2 separate regions of the Homo sapiens genome follow, and region 1 is linked to region 2. Evidence: read pairs that join two places in POLR2A ChIA-PET (ENCODE). Cell type or tissue: HepG2. All regions are shown on one strand. Links, peaks and the distances in the headings refer to the core of each region. The heading gives the core; the rest is flanking DNA.

Region 1 (2,808 bases), core at 305-2,804, 76 kb before region 2:
CACTGCAACCTCTGCCTCTGGGGCTCAAACGATTCTCCTGCTTCAGCCTCCCAAGTAGCTGGGACTACAGGCATCTGCCACTACACCCAGCTAATTTTTGTATTTTTAGTCGAGACAGGGTTTCACCATGTTGGCCAGGCTGGTCTCGAATTCCTGACCTCAAATGATCTGCCAGCCGTGGCCTCCCAAAGTGCTGAGATTACAGGCGTGGGCCACCGCGCCCGGCCTCAAATTTTGTGATTATTCATTTAAATTTTGTAATCAAACATTAGGGTGACGTGTTGGAGCTGATCCCATACTGTAGGTTCAGGAAATACAGTCATTGCAGACATCATCATTAACGTTAAAGCAAGCAACACAGAGGCTTCTCTCTTGGGACTGAGAAGGGAAAGAGGTGTAGGAAACATATACAAATGTAAAAACTATTCTCCTAGTACTTGGCTTCTGGAAGTGAAACTGAAGGACTGTACTGTCCATATTAGGAAATGACTGGCTGCTGGATGACCACAGTGTTAAGCTTTTTGTCCCTTTTTGTGGGGAGAGAGATGAAAGGGAATTGGTCAGGAGGACATCAGATCAGTTAGCTTTATAATCAATCTCTTCTCTTCCAACACAATCTCAGTAGAGTTATAAGCATTAGGAAATCAAACTTTCACTTTAATTAGAGAGATTGAAAATCTGGCTCCATTTTTAAAGGTGAGGGTTCTAAATTGTATTCCTAAATGATGTTAACTATTGTTCCCCGAAATTGCATCAGGGTTAAAAATTTGTGTTGAGGTTGGTTTGAATTAATCTAAATATTCAACATGTGCTCTTGCCATAAAGCAGAAAGCAAAGGCCTGAAGTAGACAAGCTTTTTAACCTTTCTGGCATTTCATAGATTTCACCTTAATAAAATTCTGAAAACTCCCATTATAGTATAATTAGCTTCCTTTATTTTATTTATGTATTTTTTTGAGACACCTGTGTAGGTATCTGTGGACACATTTATGAGAATCGGTTGGCCCTGCAACTCTCCCAGTCAAGCTCACTGCCAGGCTAACTTTGGCTTGTGTACCTTCTCCTCTTAGTTTCACCAATACTTGACAGAGTCTGGCTCAGCACAGCTCTATGGGATGGAGGGCCAGATGGCTCCCAAAGAGCCCTGACCAGAGGCACAGGCCTGTGACCAGGTGTCCTATTCTAGGACAGATGGCTTGAATTGCCTCCTGCTCCCTTTTGCTCTGACAGTCTCTGGGACTACTGAGCGCTGGGGCCACTACAGAAATTGGATGATGCTTTGCAAAGATGGCTTTTAATTAAGTATCAGGGAGAGTGAGACAATCCAATATTTTCAAAGATGAGTCACTCTGGGATTGGCCTTTTTGCTTGCCTTAGAGGTCTAACCTCTTCCATTCACAGGTGAGAGACAGAACAATGTAGTCAAGTCAGTTCATCAGCATGTTGGCAAATCGGAGTCCCAGGCTTGGAGAAGACCTTTGCAGTGAAGGCATGTGGAAAGAGAATGTGGCAAGAGAGCAGCTATCTTCAGGGGAATGTTGGTCTGCCCACTGCCAGGAGGGCTTGTTACTCTGAAAAAGTTTTCAAAGTTTACCTTTGAGCCTCAGTAACTAGGTACTGGCATTTCCCCAGGGTTTAGTGGTTAGTGGAGGCTGACACTTCACATAACCCAGGTCACCAGACACCAAATACCAATTGTCTGACTTAAAATACAAACAGTTCTATGAAAGAGGACACCCAGTAGTCAGCCTGATGGTCGTATCCCCTACCCACAGGAAAACACACTGAAAGCCCACTCAGGCTGCAGATACGTTACTGACGCATCCACCACCACAGCTAGAGAGATACCCTCAGGAATGTGTTGACTTGATATACCTCCTTGCTGGGCCCCCTAGTCACATTCTTTCTTTACACAAGTTAATACCATTTACTCAGCAGAGGCTTTACACATGCTAATAGAGGCTCCTCAGGCTACACCTTCATCTCAGGACAAGTGGAAACCTTAATCATCTGGTTTCATTTTAATTTTCCATGACAGTAAAAGGTACAGTGACTACAGGACAGTCCTTTCCTGCCTTCCTGGGGTAGTTAATCCTAAAAAACCTCTTGTGGGGCAATTCAAGTTGAAAATGTAATCAGTACTTAATTTCAATGGGAAAACATTTTATATGTGCACAGTGTCCCAAAATTAACACCCACTCATGCTAAAACATCAAATCTCATTAAGACAGACACAATTACATTAACAATTACACTGGCTATCATAAACAAAACTAAAGGCATTTTCCCTTCATTAGTTATGATCTCATTAGTTACGAGATTATTATCCCATAATATGGCCATTTACCCGTTGTTTCTTAGCTTTTATGCACTGTACATTTAAGACTAAATTTAGGCCAGGCTCAGTGGCTCACACTTGTAATCCCAGCACTTTGAGATGCCAAGGCAGGTGGATCACTTGAGGTCAGGAGTTCAAGACCACCCTGGCCAACATGGCGAAACCCTATCTCTACTAAAAATACAAAAAAAAAATTGGTCAGGCACGGTAGTTCACGCCTGTAATCCCAGCATTTTGGGAGGCCAAGGAGGGCAGATCCCAAGGTCAGAAGTTCGAGACCAGCCTGGCCAATATGCTGAAACCCCATCTCTACTAAAAATACAAAAAAAAAAAAAAAAAAAAATTAGCTGGGCGTGGTGGCGCCCACCTGTAGTCCCAGCTACTTGGAAGACTGAAGCAGAAGAATCACTTGAACCCGGGAGGCGGAGGTAGCAGTGAGCCGAGATTGTGCCACTGCACTCCAGCCTGGC
Region 2 (2,808 bases), core at 87-2,586:
GAAGCTGGGGACAAGGCCTAGAACAGACCCTCCCTCACAGGCCTCAGGAGGAACCAACCCTGCCGACACCCTGACCTGAACTTCAGCCTTCAGAACCAAGAGACAATGAATGCCTGCCATTGAAGCTACCGTCTTCAGCACTTTGTTATCACAGCCCTAGCAAACTCACAGAGGGTAAGTGGGATCCAGCCCCATGTGGCAGCTCTCTGGCCCCAAAAGGACCCTGACTTCGAGGAGAACTTTCTCCTCAAAGTGACCACACCTGCAGCAGCAGGAACTGTGCAATCATAGTGGCTAATGCTTCATGACTGAATGCCATGTGTTTTCACGTGCTTGTCAAATGTCATCCTCTTAGGCACTCATTCAGGGAGGATAACTGTTATTTTCACTTTTACAGATAAGGCCCAGAGAGGCAGAGGAACTGCCCAAGGTCACACAGCTAGTATATTGTGGAGCCAAGATTTAAACCCACAATCTTAGCCACTAATCTGGGGACAGTGCAGACTACTGAATCCTTGGATGGAAGACAGACTGAGGTAGACACCCAGAGAGGGTTGGGTGGAGGAGCTTGAGGCTGGGGATGGGACTGGAGGTGGAGCATGCCAGAGGCCCTGGGAGCGCTGGGTGCTGAGCCCGTGAACCCCCTGGCCAGCCGGACGTTGATGCAATATGGCTTTGTCCAGACCCTATCCAGCTGCTGCCCCATCTCCAAGAGCCTCGCCCTGCTGGAAGTGCACTGCTAGTCTGGTTCATCAGCCACTCTGCACAGGACCCCTGCCCAGGACCCAGGGTCTGCATTTTAGGCCATCCTTGCTGGATAGGCCCAGAGCCCAGGGTCCCCACCTGCCTGTAGAAGGTGAGTCCTGGGTTGGCCTTCTAGGGGTCCAGGGAGGGAGTAAAAATGGCCTGGACAGTCTCTGAGGGGCTGGAAGGCCCTGCATGTGGGGCCCAAAGTGGCACTGGCTTATGCATCACGTGCAGGTTAAGTGCATCCGGCTCACCTAGCACCTCTTCCTGCTAGGAGACAAATCTGCCGAGGGCCCAGCCCTCTGTCACTCCACTACCTTCTCACTGACATTGCCCACTGCAAGTCCTCAGACTTGACCAAAGAATATAGCCCATCCAGGCGCTGAGGATATATCTTCTGACCCTCAAGGGTCTGGTTTGAGAAATAGACAAAAACAAACAAACAAAAAAAAAAAACAACAAAACAAAAAACTGAGATTTTCCTCTGTACAAATATATAGTGGCAGACTACACTGCAGACTTAAGGAACAGCCCCCTATGAGCACAGTTGTGTACCCATTTGAGATACACTGATTTAGACCAACTCAACCTTTATGAGGCCCAAAGCCAGCTAAGCTTTCTCTCCTTTTCCTTCCATCGAGATCAGCAGATCAGCTTCAGTCAGGTGCCTTGTGGCAGAGCGTGGATCCCACATGGGGTCCTTAGAATACTACTTCCCTATGGCTCCCAGGCACCTCGTTGGTGTCTGTATCTCTCTCTGTGTCTGTGTGTGTGCATATCTGGGGGTGTCTGCAGATGTCTGATGTGTATCCTGGGGGTGTGTGTGTGCATGCATGTCTGTGTGTCTGTCTGTCCATGCACACATACACTTGCCCAGGAGACTAAGGGATGCTGACCAGGAGAAGGCAGCCACCAAGCTGGAGGTGAAGTCAGGTGGACAGGAGCTGGGACATCTAAACCCTAGATCTGGCCCCTGTCCCATGTCCATAGTAACCCCCTCACCCACTCTCCTTCTCAAGTGGATCAGGGGCTATTTACAACACTCCTCCCCTGTCTCTCTGGGTATATGTATGTGCAGTTTCCTCTTGCTGAAATGCCCTTCATTTCCTCTCTCCTCCTGGAAAATGCCTGTCTATCCTTGTGTGAGGGTTCAGAGGCTCAGAAACCCCTTCTCTGGGAGGGACTCTCCTATCTGCCACCCCTTAACCAGCTCCCACTGTGCCTCTTCCCTCATCTGGCACATTAAATTATTACTTGCAAAATAGGCACAGTGGTTCATGCCTGTAGTCTCAGAACTTTGGGAGGCCAAGGTGGGAGAACTGCTTGAGGGTCAGAAGTTCAAGACCACCCTGGGCAATGTAGTGAGACCCCCATCTCTACAAAAAAAAAAAAAAAAAAAAAAACTTAGCCAGGCATGGTGATGCGTGCCTGCAGTCCCAGCTACCTGAGGCAGGAGGATCGCTTGAGTCCAGGAGTTTGAAGCTGCAGTGAGTTATGATTGCACCACTGCACCTCAGTCTGGGTGACAGAGACCCTGATGCAATCAATCAATCGATTATAAATCAATCAATAATAAATAAATAATTGCTTACTCAATTACCGGGTGCCCCCAAACCATAAGCTGTTGAGGACAAGGAGTGATCTGATTTGACATTGCTTCTGCACACAGAAGAGGGCCAGGCATGTAGCAGATGCTCAATAAATGCATGCTGAAAACATGGATGGAGAATGATGGGGCATGATGAGGAAGAGGCAGAAAATGGGAAGGAAGTATAGGATCAAGATGGGGGCATCCTAAGGAGGGGTAAGAGACTAATTGGTTTGTATGGGAAAGACTGGGCAGTGGGGAAGACAATGGGGAGAACGGGGTTGAGGGGGTGGAGAAGAAGGTGGGAGACAGTGCCCACCTGGGGAGGCCAGGTCCCACTCTGCCTCTGGAGTCTCTGCAGTTCCTCCTCTTTAAATTTCAGGGCAACTGCCAGCCGGTGCCAGCGTGCCTTCCAATATTCAGCCATCTCCTCATGAAGCCTGGGATGTGATTCTTGTGCCTCTAGCTCTTTC

Evidence for each region. ChIA-PET counts read pairs that join two places held together with the same protein. Peaks named below come from ENCODE experiments on the same cell type or tissue, not always from the same donor. Only the 100,000 strongest peaks of a DNase experiment are listed, where the experiment ranks them.
Region 1: POLR2A ChIA-PET joins it to region 2 with 5 read pairs; 27 of 35 experiments call an interaction of 5 or more read pairs at or near these places.

Annotation. Positions count from the first base shown.
Region 1 is chr15:74,529,788-74,532,595 of GRCh38, forward strand. No RefSeq gene overlaps it. Among named protein-coding and RNA genes, the nearest start is that of ARID3B, 10 kb to the right of the region's middle. RefSeq lists a silencer at 1,888-2,088. In HepG2, for the core only: no CTCF peak of the experiment used is centred there; a DNase peak (open chromatin) is centred at 1,514.
Region 2 is chr15:74,605,560-74,608,367 of GRCh38, forward strand. It overlaps CLK3-AS1 (CLK3 antisense RNA 1), which reads right to left. Exons shown (of 9, transcript XR_007064715.1): 4 at 2,655-2,808; 5 at 2,340-2,456. Among named protein-coding and RNA genes, the nearest start is that of CLK3-AS1, 8.8 kb to the right of the region's middle. In HepG2, for the core only: no CTCF peak of the experiment used is centred there; no DNase peak of the experiment used is centred there; H3K27me3 peaks cover 878 bases.